Regions from separate parts of the Homo sapiens genome. Here region 2 is linked to region 1. The links are chromatin loops, found by intact Hi-C in ENCODE. Cell type or tissue: A673. All regions are shown on one strand.

Region 1 (8,000 bases):
CTGAAAAGTTTGGAAAAGCTCCCTAATAGCTTATAGTTGCTATAAATAAAACCATCAATGAACCTAAGCAAATTTCTCTAGTCTTATGGTTCAGAAAAGGATAATTCCTGAGAGGTTTGGAAAATGCAAATAGGTCCACAGTTAAATGTTATCTATCTACCTAATTATTCTACTTATGTAACCTATATGTATGTATATATTCACCTACATAGTTACTTATCTTCCCAACCTACTCAGCACTCCAAAAAGGATAATTCCTTTACTGGACCATAAAACTAGAGACATTTACTTAGGCTCATAGATGGTTTTATTTATATTTCTTATTAGGAAGCAGTCTTTTGCCTTGAATGTGCTTGGAGCGGTGGCTGCCCTCTTGTGATGATAAAGGCACAGATGTAAGAATGAGGATGGCAGAACGAATGGACACAAAGAACTTGGATTTTTGAGATGTTATTGAGCTGTTGCACTGAGTTACTTTTTTCAAATTCCTTATTAAGTAAACAAAATATAACTTTATTATTTAAGCCCTTTTTAATAAGCTTTTTCAAAGTTAACTTGTGGTGAACACATTCTTATTGATACATATTTTATTTCTGATATATGCCTTCATCTTATTGTATTTCTCTGTTGTCTGCTGTTGAACTGTGGGTGGCTCAAGGAAGCCAGGACATATCTTGGAATGTTTTGAACGGCATCTGAGCATGCTCATAACTTTTTATTGACTGCAAAAGTAATATCTTGACCTGCTTTGAATTACTTTTCTCTTTTGCTTTGCTCAAGCAGAACAGGAACTTCTATGAATATATGCCCATGTTCCTCACTGGCACCTGAGGCGGGCTGTGTTTATTAAAAATTAAGTCATATACTATTTATATACAGTTAATAAATTAGGATTGTTATTCACTGTACAAAGGTAATTACTGTTGAATTAAACTGTGAGCTTCCTGAAAGCCTCTTAATAGGATTTCACTAGGCAAAAATGAGGTCACTCAGACCCTTTGAGGAGCTTGTCATTTGACTTGATTGATGTCTGCCCTTTTCTCTCTTTGTTGCTGAGCTCTGTTCCCAAACAATGGGGCTGCTCCACTGACAAGAGGGCTCCCAAGAGCTGGATCTCCAGTTCCCTGGGGGCTAAGGCAATTTATAAGGGATCAAAGTTCCCATCCAGTGAAGGGTAATTAAGGATTTGGAGAATGCAGAACTGGAATGCACCCTGTGGTAGGTGCATTTCAGGGGCATGCTATTTTAATTGCTTTCAATTTATGGACTGTTAGTATACAGTTACTGGTGTCCTCCCTTTTGCCTTCTAATAATTTAACCTGTACTCAGATCCCCACTCCTCAATCTGTCCCACTGTAGCCCTTTCTGTTGTTGTATTTTTCTCAGGATATTGTTGTCTGAGAGTTCTGGAAAATGCAAATAGGTCCACAGTTAAATTTTATCTACTTACCTAATTATTCTACTTATCTAACCTATATGTATGTATGTGTATATATATATATATATATATTTGCCTACATAGTTACTTATCTTCCCAACCTACTCAACGCTCCTAAACTACTTGGTTTGCTAACCTACTTTGTGCCTATATTTATGCACCTATCTTTTCAAAACATAAAGAGCATCTACCAATGAAATCAATGACATTCTTTCTGTATTGTATAGCTTTGCTCAGTGTTACTCTGACCTTGAGTTAAAGGGTTTTCAGCTCATGTTCAGGGCTTATTAGTAGTAGTAGTATTTTTGTTATGGTTCTATTTAGGAAGCAGCCTTTTTGTAACATCTATGAGGAGGATAGACAGGTGTGATTTTGTCAGATTCTTTAATACATGATGATGATATTAAAATTGATCATGAGGAGGTTATAGAAATTGTCTCTGTTCTTGTAGATTTTAAAATTAGCTTCATATAGAATGATTTATTCATTTATCTGTTTTTAATTATTACATTTTCCTCCCATACCTGGTATTTTCCTTTACTCTGTCATTCATCAAGTGTTTAATAAATGCCAGTATGTACTGAACCTTATGCTAGGTGATATAACAAAAGCCATATTTGGATTCCAAAGAAATATAGGCCAGTCCCTTATAACACATATTTGATCTTTGTCTCAACAAAAGGAAGAAAGCTCTAAAATATTGTACTATTAGAGAGTATCTCCCAAAAATTCATGTCTGCCTGAAACCTGTGAATGAGACCTTCATTGGAAACAGGGTCTTTGCAAATGTAATCAAGATGTTGGGTGGTGCAGCTGTAAGCCAAGGAACACCAAAGATTGCTGGCATCCACTAGAAGCTAGGAAGATGTAGGATGGACTCCTTCTTAGAGCATTCAGAGGGAGCATGGCCTGGGCCATGATTTTGGATTTCTAGCCTCCAGAACTGGGACTGAATAAATTTATCTTATTTTAAGCCACAAAGTTTGTGATAATTTGTTACAACAGTCCTAGGAAACTAATGCATGTATTTGAAAAGGACATTTGATTCAGAGATTGAACATTATGAGAGAAGAGGAAAAATCACCCAAACTTCTGTGTGTAAATCCAGTCACTTTTAATTCTTCCCTAATGTAAATAGTTTTTGCTGGTTGCAGTCATAATCATAATCATACTTCTAATCATAATCTTTTTTGTTTTATGTGTTTCTGGTGGAAATATATCATTTTTTGACTGTTTAGCATTTACATCCTTTTTGGTAAAAATTTTCAGGAGATTTTCCTCCCGCTGTGGCAACTACAAATGCCAGGTCCTTACTGTCTCAGCAGCTCCTAAAGCTCATGAACAGGTGCACCTTAGACTTGAATTAAAAGCTGGTGACCTGAAGATGAAGGGACTGCACAGGAGACACTGATGTTCTAGGGACAGCTACATCCAGGTTCTGGAGTTAGTGGTCAGTGACTATAGGCTTCAGTGCAGAGGCTGGTGGTCATGAATATTGAGGTGTCTATGCTGTGTCAGCAGCAGCCACACTGTCTTTCCCGGACTACTCTGTGACATTCTAGGCTGGATTGCCACTCACTTTGGCTTTCCAGATCCCAGCGACTGCTTTAATATATATTTATGTGATGAAGCTAATGCCAGTTGATTCTTAGTGCCTAGAGGGTAAACCGTGGCTGATATAGCATCCTTCTCTTTTGAATTAATATTATACTGTATGCAAACTCCATAATGTGACCTATCTCTGACCATCATTTACAATTTCTGGATTCTACTCAATTGTGTCAGTGTATAATGATAGATGTAGCAATTCTATTAAAACAGTAGGTCATTTCAAAACAAACCTGCAATGAACATGCTTGGGTATATAATTGTTTTCCCACTGTGTTTTTAAAAATAAAAATTACAAGAAATATGTTCACTGGATCAAAGAGTGTGAACTGTGGATATATCACTGTGCCTTCCTGAAAAGTAGTAACAATTTACACTGCTGCCAGCAATGTATGAAAGTGCTAATTTTATTGCATTAGTATTAACACAAAGGGGTATTATCAATGAGAAATATTGCTACTACTTTTCTGGGTGAAAAACAGTACCTTGATGTTTTAATTTGCACTCCTCTGATTACTAGTGAGAATAACATTGTTTTCTTATCTTGTTTACTAATCGAGATTTCCACTGATTTTTCTGTTGACTAGGGAGGAACTTAATATAGGCATGGGCAAGCATGGGCTGAGCTTCTTAGCCAGACTACAAGTCCAAAATCACTAGACCTGTTTCAACTGACTGAGGAGCTTCTTGTTAGCGTTGTGTTGGGGGATGGGGAATTTAAGAGGTATGGGTGCAATAAAATCTTTCAATCCTGAGATTTGTATTCTTCTTGGGAGAAAGGAGATATGCGGCAACCTGCTGTAACTGCAAGTGCTAAATTCAGAGTTGTGGACTCACCAAGGAAAAATTCTTTCCCCTTTAGGCGTTGCCCCAATGTTTTCATTTCTTTTCTCATATGTTTTCTTTTTCCCACCCTAGGAAACTAAATCTTGGCAACATTTCTCTAATGATCACTTTCTTATTATCACCTTTTAAGAACTACCAAGTTTTAACCTGACATTTTCTTTCTGTTATCTCCAGGGTCTTAAAAGCCAATATTGTGGTTTCTGAAAGCTAATTTCTCACCAGTGGGTGGCAGCCTGTTGCTTTCAAGGGAGACAGCCACAAGTGTTTGTGTGTAGAGGCAGGGGTGGGGTATGGTGTGTCGGAGATAACCGGGATTCTGGGACAGAGAAAAGATTGTTGGATCAGCTTGATAGGACCAGTTTGGCAGTTTGCTTGAACAACTTCAAACGACTAATGTAAAAAACACTGATTGCATAAACTCTTGGATAATTCCTGGGAAGTTTTGGGGGACATCCTATAAACTGTCACACAGAGATTTGATTTCATCAGCATAAACAGGCACTGGCACAACCCCCACCTCCCTGGGAGCCCGTCGCCCTGAGTCAGAGGATAAACAGTAATGGGGTAGTCTCAAACTCCACTTGCTGATGATAACATTTACATAATGCTTGTAACCATTTATACTGTGTGCTAAATAGTGGGGCTGGGGCCATGGTGGTGCTTGCCTGTAATCCCAGCTACTCGGGAGGCTGAGGCAGGAGAATCACTTGAACCTGGGAGGTGGAGGTTGTGGTGAGCCAAGATTACACCACTGCACTCCAGCCTGGGCAACAAGAGCAAAACTCTGTCTCAAAAAAAAAAAAAAAAAGAAAAAAAAATAGTGGGGCTGGGAGGAAAGAGAGGCATCCTTAATTCCACCCCCTCCCCCAAAAAAAGACATTTTGATCATTCTATTAAAAAATATCGGTGAATTGGGGTGGCAGAAACCCTGGAGCTGTAATGGTCCATACGCTGGTTAATAAGGTCAGCATGTTTATTTTTCCACCTCCAAACTTTTTTGCTCAAGTCTTTCTAGAGGGAGACAAGAGCATGAAAACAGCACCAGATGAGGAGTAAATAAGCTGGGTTCTCAAATCCAATCTATCACTTGTTAGCTGAGGGGCTGGATGCAGACTTTTGTGTCTCTGGGCACCAGTTTTTCAACTACAAAATGAAAGGGCTGGACTGGACAGTCTCCAGAGTCAATTTCTGCTCTAAAATTTGGTGATGCTTCCATCGTTCCTGTCTTCAACTTCCCCAGGTAATCCAATCTCGTATTTTCTTCATGAATCTTTCCTTAAATTGTGGGCTTGGGATACATAATGTGTAGTATATTTTCTTCGCATTTCTCTTAGTGAGATGAGCATAGCACATTCCTTACCTTGATCCTTTTCCATGGATACTTTGATACACAGGAGGGCTCCTCTGGTGAGAAAGTTGGCAACTCCCAAAAGCATACTCAGTGCCTCTGTGTTTCTTTTAGTTGGCTGAGAGAGCCCTCTCAATGTCCTACTCAGAAAAAGAAATTTGTTCATTCAACAAATATTCAGTGAGAACTTGGTGATTTTTAGGTAGACTACCAGGTGCAGTAGTGCTTCCAAAGGACTGTTGGAATCTACCTTTTTTCTTGCCTAAATAAAAGTCTGTCTACTGGCCTGAATGAATCTTCATGGGTAGAAGACCCTAGATTCTCAGATACTTCTCAAGAAGCAGGAGTTGCAGGTGGGAGAACAGACTGTTCCTCGGTAAAACATTTCCAACGGGGCTTCCACAGGACATTAACCCAGGCACCCTTCTCTAAAGGTAGTGGGGGGCTGAATCCTGGGGAGGGGTGTCTTTCTCTAATATGTACAAAAGTATTTTATGGGCTAGGGTGGCCCTGCTTTTCAGGGTCTAAGCATCTGAGGTTTCATTGCTTTTCCTTTGTCTTCTTAGATTCTCCCTCATTTCTGTCTTTAGATTTCCATTTCCACATATGAGTGGTATTGCTCCATTCTGGACCTCTCTTCTTTCTTTTTATTGGTAAAGTATGCCAAAAAATGCATTTAAATTTCTATGAAACACTTTGTTTATTGTACTAATAAATCCTCCTTTGGTTTTCCAAACACTTGGAATAAATGTGATGAGTTTATATGGAAATTAAGGTAGCAGTACATCTTTTTAATTAGACAGATATAGATGTAGAAAGTGAGTATCTGCTGATATGAAAGAAGGTTTGGGCTCGGAGGAGAATTTTTTCCTCAGTCATCTCACAGGTTAATTTGAAGAGTGTGGATTCACAGGGTCCAGTCAGGTGGGGTGCCTCCCTCCTCAGCAAGAAAGTAGGCAGGGGGCTCTGTCCTTTTCATACAGGGCAAATTATTCAAAACTCCCTCACCCTCCCCACTGATAGTATTGATGTGAAAGGCAAGGAAAGTAGTTTTTGGCTTTCCAGGGAGAATGGTAGAGACCCTGGTACAGTTCTTCTCAGCCATGGCTGCACATTAGAATCAACTGGGGTGCTTTACAAAGCTCGCATGTCCAGACTTCACTGCAAAGCCAGAAATGGCAATTTTAATATCTACAAGTGGAGTCTGGGCATCAGGGTTTCTTTAAAAGCTCCTTGGAGCCTCAGCAGACAGGTTGGAGAACTAATGGCCTGTGTTTTCTAAGAGTTGGTTTGACCACAACACGGAGTAACCTAGGATCACTGATGAGCCAAATTGAAGTTGCTCTGTTCTGTCCTTTGTCACATAAACACACATGTACATGGCATGGGATACAAAAGGGGAGTTTCACTGATAGATATAACACAGACAGAAGAAAACAGACACATACAACCCTATTAGACATACACACACACGGTTATAGACTATGGCTCCTGACACAGAAGCAGACACAGACACATATTTAGGCACATCTCTGTGCTGAAATGCAATCCTAGAACTTCTTAGAAAAATGCACAGAGAGGCTAGGTGCGGTGGCTCATGCCTGTAATCCCAGCACTTTGGGAGGTTGAGGTGGGCAGATCACGAGGTCAGGAGTTCAAGACCATCCTGGCCAATATGGTGAAATTCCGTCTCTACTAAAAAAAATACAAAAATTAGCTGGGCATGGTGGCATGAGCCTGTAGTCCCAGATACTCAGGAGGCTGAGGCAGGAGCATCTCTTGAACCCGGGAGGCAGAGGTTGCAGTGAGCTGAGATCGCACCACTGCACTCCAGCCTGAGTGACAGAGTGAGACTCCATCTCAAAAAAAAAAAAAAAAAAAAAAAAAACAGAATAAAAATGCACATAGGCACAGATACACACAGACGCACCTTCACAACATAGAGACAGAGTCACGTGCACATAGAGACATAGATATAGTTTCATGGAGAGACACACAGTTATACACAAAAAGACACACACACACAAGTACTCCCATGTATAGAAATAGTCCAGGATACACAGAAAGATGCACAGAAGTTGACACACATAGACTTATATTCACGGAGATACAGAGTGGCGCAGAGAGGTACATTCAGACACCCTATAATAAAGAGATACGCACTCAGAAATGCAGTCTCAGTAACTTTTAGGACTTTTTGCATGCAAGATCCTGAAGGAGTCTTTTGCTCCCATAGAACTGATTTTGCCCAGGCCTATTTCTAGGTGAATGTATGGAACAGGGGATGAAAGCTTTATGGCCTTAGAGTTGGCCACACACTAACTTTCAACAGAAATAGATCCTACTGAGAAATTTTCCCTCACATGAATTTGAAATCTTGGAGAAGGAACAATAATAACAATAATAAAACTATCACTTTGTATGCTGTGGGGAGAGCTCTAGGGAGCAGAGCAAAAGAGCCTGTAATAAGGACACCATGCAGTCTACCAACTTCTCTCATGACTGTGATCTCAAACCAACAATTTGCAGTGAGCTTTACAGTTAAAATGTCGTTTGATCTTCTGAACAACCTAGTGGGCTAAGTTTACTATTTGACCTCATTTCGTAGCTGTGGAAACTCAAGTACAGGGAGGTTAGTTAAGTAACTTTTTCTGGGTCTCTCAGCTAGGTTCATATTCATGGCTGGTCTGAGAGTCTGTGCCTTTTACCACTCCAGCACTGCTGCTTCTCCCACTGAGGAGATGCAGTCTGCCTGTTCTT
Region 2 (8,000 bases), 400 kb before region 1:
ATCAACATGGCTTTTGACTGATGAGGTTAACCTTGATCATCTGGCTGAGGCAGTGTTTGTCATATTTCTCCATAGGAAAGTGACTCTTTCAACCCCCTGCTTATCCTGTATTCTTGGAAAGTCACTACGTGTAGCCCATACTTAAGGAGTGGAAGTTATGTTCAACTTTCTTGAGGGCACAGAATATATGTAAATTATTTAGAATGCTTCTGCACAGATTTGTCTCTTTTTCCACATTCTTTTATTTTTTCATATTTGTATAGGCTTGCAGATATTTATTTTATACTTTGGATTATAATCAATACTGCTTTCTTTAAATTGTTCCAGCTTTGGCCACTGAGGGCTCTTTCAGCTGTCTCCTGTGTTCCTTTGATATATCCCATCGTGTGTGTGTGTGTGTGTGTGTGTGTGTGTGTGTGTGTTGTAAGCACTTCTTTACTTTCTGGCACTACAAATTGCTCCAGGCTCATCTTGTGTATTTCCTGCTCCAATTCTAGAATCAATCATTTCTTTAAGAAGCTCTAGTGCCTTTTACCGGAGAAAGGTATTTAAAACCAAGATCCAGGCTGGGCATGGTGGCTCACAACTGTAATCCCAGCAGTTTAGGAGGCCGAGGCGGGCAGATCACCTGGGGTCAGGAGTTCGAGACCAGCCTGGCCAACATGGCAAAACCCTGTCTGTACTAAAAATACAAAAATTACACCTTGTCTCTACTAAAAATACAAAAATTAGCTGGGCCTGGTGGTGGGCACCTGTAATCCCAGCTACTCGGGAGGCTGAGGCTGGAGAATCACTTGAACCCAGGAAGTGGAGGTTGCAGTGAACCAAGATCATGCCACTGCACTTCAGCCTGGATGACAAGAGTGAAACTCCATCTCATAAATAAATAAATAAATAAATAAAACCAAGATCTGAGCACTAGATAGGTTCTCTTACTGGCTTGTCCTTGCTGCTAGGCCGTCTCAGCTGAGAGCAAGGACAAAGAGGTATGCATATGTATATGTATATATATATATACACACACAACTATCTTTCAGTGTTTCTATATGTAACCATCTGTTTCTATATTAAACTAAACATGAGTTCACACTGATGTCTCCAACTCTAATTCATGATCATCTCCCCTTGCTTCTCTGTGACTTCCTACTTCATCAGTGAGAACTTGGCTCCCACCATCCGCCATCCATTTCACTTATATTTCACTTAATTGCTTAATTCTAGTGTACATGTGTAGCAGTGTTAAGATTGCTAACCTGTATACTGTGGGGAACAGCTTTATCAACTTGAGTACGGTGGTTTTTTTTTTTTTTTAGACGGAATCTTGCTCTGTCGCCCAGGCTGGAGTGCAGTGGCGCCATCTCCGCTCACTGCAAGCTCCGCCTCCCGGGTTCACGCCGTTCTCCTGCCTCAGCCTCCCGAGTAGCTGGTACTACAGGTGCCAGCCACCACGCCTGGCTAATTTTTTGTATTTTTTAGTAGAGATGGGGTTTCACCCTGTTAGCCAGGATGGTCTCGTTCTGCTGACCTCGTGATCCGCCTGCCTCGGCCTCCCAAAATGCTGGGATTACAGGCATGAGCCACCACACCCGGCCGAGTATAGTGTTTATATGCAATTATTTTTGCTTCGGTTTTACAGACTCCACTCATTTATTTCCAAAGTTGCTTAGGTCAGCACCTTCCTTCTCACCCCCTCCCCTTCTTTCAGTAAGGTATTACAGTTTCATACATTTTAATATAGTTAGATCATTTTATCACATACTGCATTCCATCCTGGGATTCCTTTGACCTCCTAAATGGTTTTTTTTTTTCAATTTGCATACATTATGGTTCACTCTGTGTGCTGTAAGGTTCAGTATGTTTTGATAAATGCATAGTGTCATGTATCCACAATTACACAATCATACAGAATAGTTTCACCACCTGAAAAAAATATCCCCTGGGCTTCCCTGATTTCAACCTCCTATTTCCCCGTAAGGTCCTGGCAACCAGTGATTTTTTTTTTTTTTTTTTTTTTTTACTGTCTCTATAGTTTTGCTTTTTCCAGATACCATATAATAGGAATCAAACAGCATGTAGAATTTTTCATGCTGGCTTCTGTCACTTAGCAATATGTATTTCAGGTTCATCCATGTCCTTTCATGGCTTGTTAGCTTATTTCTTTTTATCATGGAATAATGTTCTTGTTACAGATACACAAGGTTTGTTTATACATTCACCTATTGGAGGACATCTTGGATACTTCCTACCATAACTTTTTTTTTTTTAAATCAAAAAAGAAAGTTTGTTGTCTTACAACAGAAATTTTTCTTTTATTTTTCCTTTATAGAAGTAACATGTGAAAGAAGAGTATATAGTGGTTTAGAACATGGGTTCTAAAGCAGATGGCACTGTGTACCAGCTGTGAGTCCCTGGGCAAGAGCACAGCCTCTCTGAGCCCCCATTTCCTGCTCTGTAATGTGAGGTTAGCGGCGATGTCTCCTCATTAGGCTATGAGGATGGAAAGAGAAAGCTCCTGTAGAGTGTATCCTTGAATGTTAGCTTTGTGTATACATCCATGTTCCCCAACCCAACCTGAGACAGCTTTAAACAAAACTAAGTGTAGCCTTATTGAGATATAATTCACACATCATGCACTTCACCTATTTAAAGTGAGACACGTTAATGCTCGTGCTTCTTGATCTCTCCAGAAGGTGTCAAAGTTTTCACACGAGACCTCATGACTCTAAGATGCATCCTCATTTCTGAGTTGTTGAAATGTGAAACAAACAAATCACAGATCTCACTATAGAAAATCTAACCAAGCCTGCTCGGGCATCATGATCTGTAGTGAAGTGCCTTAGAGAAGGGCTGAGCTGCGAAGTGGAAGGTGTCTGGCTCTCTTCTGTGCTCTCTTTTCTCTAACCCAGGGTCAAAGGAGTCTGCAGTATGCCCAGGTGGGATGGTGGAGGAAGACACGTTTCTGAACTAGAGAACAATTTGTGAAGAAAGGGAGGATGAGTACAGGGAGATGCTTGGGAAGTCACAAGGAACAGAGCCTGAAGTTTCTACGGCTGACACTGTCACATGCCAAGGGTTAGGAGGGCATTACTCTGGGCATCAGGCATTGGGAATTGCTGCACGCCCTGCAAGGCGGGCACAGCGGCGTTGAGATGCTCCTGTGCCTTCTGCCAGCAGATGGCAGTGTGGATCTGTGGAGAGAGTGGAGACGGCCAGCCAGCTGAGGAAGCGGATGGATTATTATAGAGAAGGATGACACGGGGAGGACCCTCTCGAGGTTTCCTACTGACCTGGAGGCGCTCATGTGGCTGCCACTCAGTGTCCTCTCAGAGGCCATTGTACCCAGCTCATGACTGTAGGCAGGAATGTAGGGAGAGTTCATTTAATAAAGATGGGCTGAGTGCCAGCTCTGATGGGACCCTCAGCTGGGTGTGATGGGAACAGAAAGATACATCCTACGGTGCCCCTCACAGAGCCTGTGCTTTGACGGAGACTTGACATGCCCAAATGTGACTACAGTACAGAGGAGGTTATGGTTATGATGCAATGGAACAGGTGTAAGGCATCTACAGAACCTCTCTAGGGTGTCCCCTGGCTGGGTCCCAGTACTCTGTCCCATTGGCACAGCCTGTATCTGGCTCAGACTTCCCCAGTTATGTGCGAATCCATTTCATCAGAACAGCCTACCTCTGGCCTCTGTGTAAGGCGGCTCACCATGCCAGCAAGTCGCCCCAGCCTTTTTGTCTTCAGTGTCAACGATCTCACCTCCTTTCCCTTTCCCTTTCCCTCTGGGACTCTTCCGATGGATCCCTCTGTGACTTTCCTCTGACTTTGTCCTAAACAGGAAACCTAATGAGGATTCTATTCTCTGCAATAGCAAGAGGAGGGCTAAGGGCTGCCTTCTATCGTGCCATTTCCTATTTAAACAAAGGCTTTGTGCTGTGATACCACTAGGCGTTTATGTTCACTCTGACCCCAGAATCCTTTCTTCTCTCTTCATGTGTTGTGCTTTGTAGTCTGTAGCCTCAGGTAGTCTGGTTAGTTCAGTGGTTTGGAGCTCAGCACCGATAAGATCAAAATCCTTTGCTGAAACTGTTAAAGAAACATTTTTTCAATGATACTTGTCAAAGCACTGTAAGGCAGAGTTTATTCAGGACCATTGTGATAGCTAGAGGGACCCCTGCAATGGTGTCTTGCAGCTGGGGAGAGAGATTTGGCTCAACTTTGAATACATCATAGCATGGGCGAGCAGCAATTTATAGCCAAGGAGCAGGGTGGGGTCAGTGGATGGAAAATTACTTAGAAGAAACATCAGGGGCTAGGAGGTTCTGGCTAAACTGACCTAAAAGGAATCTTTCTGAAGAAAGGCCAGGGGGATCAGTTATCATTTGGGGGATGGTGGAGGATGAGAAACCTGATCAGATTTTGAGGATGGTCTGATATCAAGGGTGGGAGTGGGAGTTCTTGCTAAACTGACTTAGGATTCTTTGCTAAAAGTGGACTTTACAAGAGAGTACATAGCTGGGCCTAGGAGAAGTTTCCAAAAGTGGACTAAAGTTTGGCCAAGCAAAGAATCTTTGTCAAGACCTCAGGTGATCTAGTAGATTTCATTTGTTCCATGATCACAGCCAATACCTTTCACCTTGGCCCTGTTGACATGATGTCCTGGCTTTACTTCCTGCATCCCCATCTCTCCAGCCCCAAAATGATCTCCTTTCATCCCCATCTTCAGAACCAACCCTGCCCAGACTCTAGGACCAGGGCCGTCTCTGTGAAGCTGAATGCTGAGCAGATTCGGAGTCTTCTTTTTGCAGGCCTGTTTCCCCCTTGTGCCCATTTTTTTTTTTTTTTTTTTTTTTTTTTGAGATAGAGTATTGCTCTGTTGCCCATGCTGGAGTGCAGTGGTGTGATCTTGGCTCACCGCAACCTCCGCAACCTCCGCCTCCCGGGTTCAAGTGATTCCCCTGTCTCACCCTCCTGAGTAGCTGGGATTACAGATGTGTGCCATTATACCTAACTAATTTTTGTTTTTTAGAAGAGTCAAACGGGGTTTCACCATATTGGCCTGGCTGGTCTCAAATGCCCAATCTCAAGTGATCCGTCTGCTTCGGCCTCCCAAAGCGCTGGGATTACAAGCTTGAGCCACCGCACCCAGCCCCCTTGTGCCCGCTTCTAAGAAAGGGCCTGGGCTTCTGAATTACCTTCCTTGCCTGAAATTCAGCTTTGGTTTCTTGCTCAGCCCTCTGGTAGCTTCTGGACTCTGAGAGGGCAGAGGTACTAGCTTGGTGGGGTGGAGCTTACCTACCAGTTTCCCACCATGTGCCTTGACTTTGTTTCCTGGCTTCTCCGAAACACACTTTCTTCCTTTCTTAAAAATACAAAAAATTAGCCAGGTGTGGTGGCGCATGCCTGTAATCCCAGCCACTCGGGAGGCTGAGGCAGGAGAATCGCTTGAATCCAGGAGGCGGAGGTTGCAGTGAGCCGACATCGCGCCATTGCACTTCAGCCTGGGCAACAAGAGCGAAACTCCATTTCAAAAACAAGCAAACAACAACAACAAAAAAGGGATGGGAGTGGCTCATACTGTGGCCTTCTTCGAATCCGAGCAAAATGGACATCAGTTAATGCTAATTCCAACTCTCCCACTTCCCCCATCTTTACATTCCTAGGACCTGGAAGCTTAAGCTTGATTGATGCCAAATATTTCTTGAAAGTCTATGCTCTACTCATCCCCCGACTACAGAGTCGCATGTTCCTTTATATCTGGTGGAACATGCCCCTTTTTGCTGGACTCCTCAGAGGAGGTGCCACTAGCCTAGACCACCCACTGCCTCTCACCCCCTCTCTAACACCACTTCCCTGTCACTGTGTGTTGTGTTGCTGCCTGCCCCAGGGATCAGATCCCTGATCTTGCCTGTCTATTCCCTACCCTTCTTTTCCTAGGGGAGTCATAGGACATGTTGCTTACATCTCTGTAGCACCGGATTAGGTGGCAGCCAGGTGAGGGAGAATGTGAATGAATTAGAGCAGCCCATTACCATCCTGGGCACCTGGTTCATGGAGCATTTGGCAAGGCAAGTGGGTGGCCTGCAAAAAAAACAAAACCAAACAAAGCAAAGCCAAAAAGTCCCCCAAACATTAGGAACCTTTGGGTCTATGGGATTGTTGTAAAGATGGATAGAAAGGTCTCCACAAAGTGTACAAAGTTGAAGGCACAAAGTTGAACTTCACAAAGTTGAAGGCAGAGCAATAGCAAACGCTTATTAAGCATTTCCTAAGTGCTGGGTTATTTTCTAAGTGCAACACATGCTGTTTCATTTAGTCCTCCCAACACCCCTGTAAGGTGGCTACTATTAATAGTCCAATTTTCCATGTAAAGAAGCTAAACCTAAGAGGAGTGAAAGGACTTGTTAAGGTTGCACAGCTAGTAAATGCTGGAATTTACAGCTAGTAAAACCAGGAATTTCACCTGGCAGGCTGATGCTGGAGCCTGCGCTGGCATCTAAGAGGCAGTGTTGCCCCCCGCCCTGTTCTGATCTCATGGAGGCAGCTACCATTTGCAGACTTGGACACATCCTTGCATAACCTGGTTGTAGGGGAAAGGCTTGGGGACCTGGGGTTGCGGGGGCACTCTTGATGGTTTTGTTATGAGGGAAATTGGATTTGCCATGATTATACATCAAGGAATGGCATCCACAGATGCAGCTGTAGATATTCCAGATGTCCTTTGGCAGGGAGGTGACAAAAAGTGAGCCACTAGTGGGTGGAAAAACCCATATACATAAAGTGAAAGAGAGGTCATTAATTTCCCCTGGGCCATTCCGGAGTGCAAGTGAGGAATTAGAGGACATATGTATGAAAGATAGATCTGACGCTAATTGGCAGAAATGCTCCTCATTGCCTTGTGAAGCAAGGTTCGTTAATTAAAACATAATGTTCAGCGTGACTTTAAAATTAAATACCTAAGACATAATGTCTGCTCATGAGGCAGACATGAAGTGTAGTTATTTATATTCTTGTACTTTAGTATATGAACTTGTTGTATTATTTACAACCCAATCTACTCTAGAAGACTTTAAGATGCTTCTATTTGGCCTCTTCTCGGTTAACTTCATGCTAAGTTTCAATATGGACTTTGGAGTCCATATTGGTTAGTGTCCCCCAGCTCTTTTGTTGGTCTGTTTCATCGGTGGAATGGGAAGAGATAACAGAAAATGTGGTCTCTACTATTGAAGGACCTGCAATGTATTAGGTGTAGAGTCTGTTGGGAAGGCCTGTGGCCCTTTTATATGTGGGCTAGAAACAGTGTTTTTCAGTTTCCCAGATGTATTCTCATTTGCAAGAATCAGAAACCAACTCTGTCCATATTTAGGGAGAAAAGGTGGAAGGGGGAGGGATTTAGGAAAAGTTATTGGTGGGATTGGTGTTGGGATATCAGGAACAGTTGGTGTCAAAAGGCTTCAGTCACCGTGGTGAATGTGTCCCTTCAAATATTCCCTCTGACTTGACATCACTTGGCCAAATCTCAAAGTCCCAGGAATGAACATCTGACTGGTCAAGCCTGGCATAGTGTGGTGGAGAAACAGTGTGGCCTCCTTGACTTCCGCTAGTAGAGCAGGTGGTGCAAGGTGGCAGGGGCTGGGACTTACCTTCTGCCGAGATCTTAAAACTGGGGAATTTTCCCCAACAGGAGATGGAGGTGCTAGCAGAAATGGGCGGTGGGGTGGGTGTGGGGGGTGTTGTTGAATGCTGAACAGCCAAAAAACACAAAAAACAAAAAAACCCCAAAACAACAGCAAAACAAAACCCAGAACTGCCCCCTATGGAAACAATGGCAAAACAACCAACTATGGAGAGATGCTGGTATGTATCTTGCTTTATGCAATATATAAGCCTTCTAAAAAGTTGTATTCACAAGGAATCCTATGTTGAATGGAGCAGGACACCATCTATTAAAAGAAACTCTTGGTACATCCTTTTGCAAACTAATGATGCAAACATAG

Evidence for each region. Hi-C counts contacts between places; a loop is a spot of excess contacts. Peaks named below come from ENCODE experiments on the same cell type or tissue, not always from the same donor. Only the 100,000 strongest peaks of a DNase experiment are listed, where the experiment ranks them.
Region 2: it touches region 1 in a loop (4-fold over the local background); 4 of 110 quality-filtered maps call a loop at or near these places.

Annotation. Positions count from the first base shown.
Region 1 is chr10:109,444,004-109,452,003 of GRCh38, reverse strand. No RefSeq gene overlaps it. Among named protein-coding and RNA genes, the nearest start is that of XPNPEP1, 480 kb to the left of the region's middle. In A673, CTCF peaks have their summits at 371 (motif pointing left) and 4,105 (motif pointing right); DNase peaks (open chromatin) are centred at 1,053 and 4,153; H3K27ac peaks cover 2,083 bases.
Region 2 is chr10:109,847,790-109,855,789 of GRCh38, reverse strand. No RefSeq gene overlaps it. Among named protein-coding and RNA genes, the nearest start is that of XPNPEP1, 72 kb to the left of the region's middle. In A673, CTCF peaks have their summits at 2,947 and 3,151 (motif pointing right); a DNase peak (open chromatin) is centred at 3,179.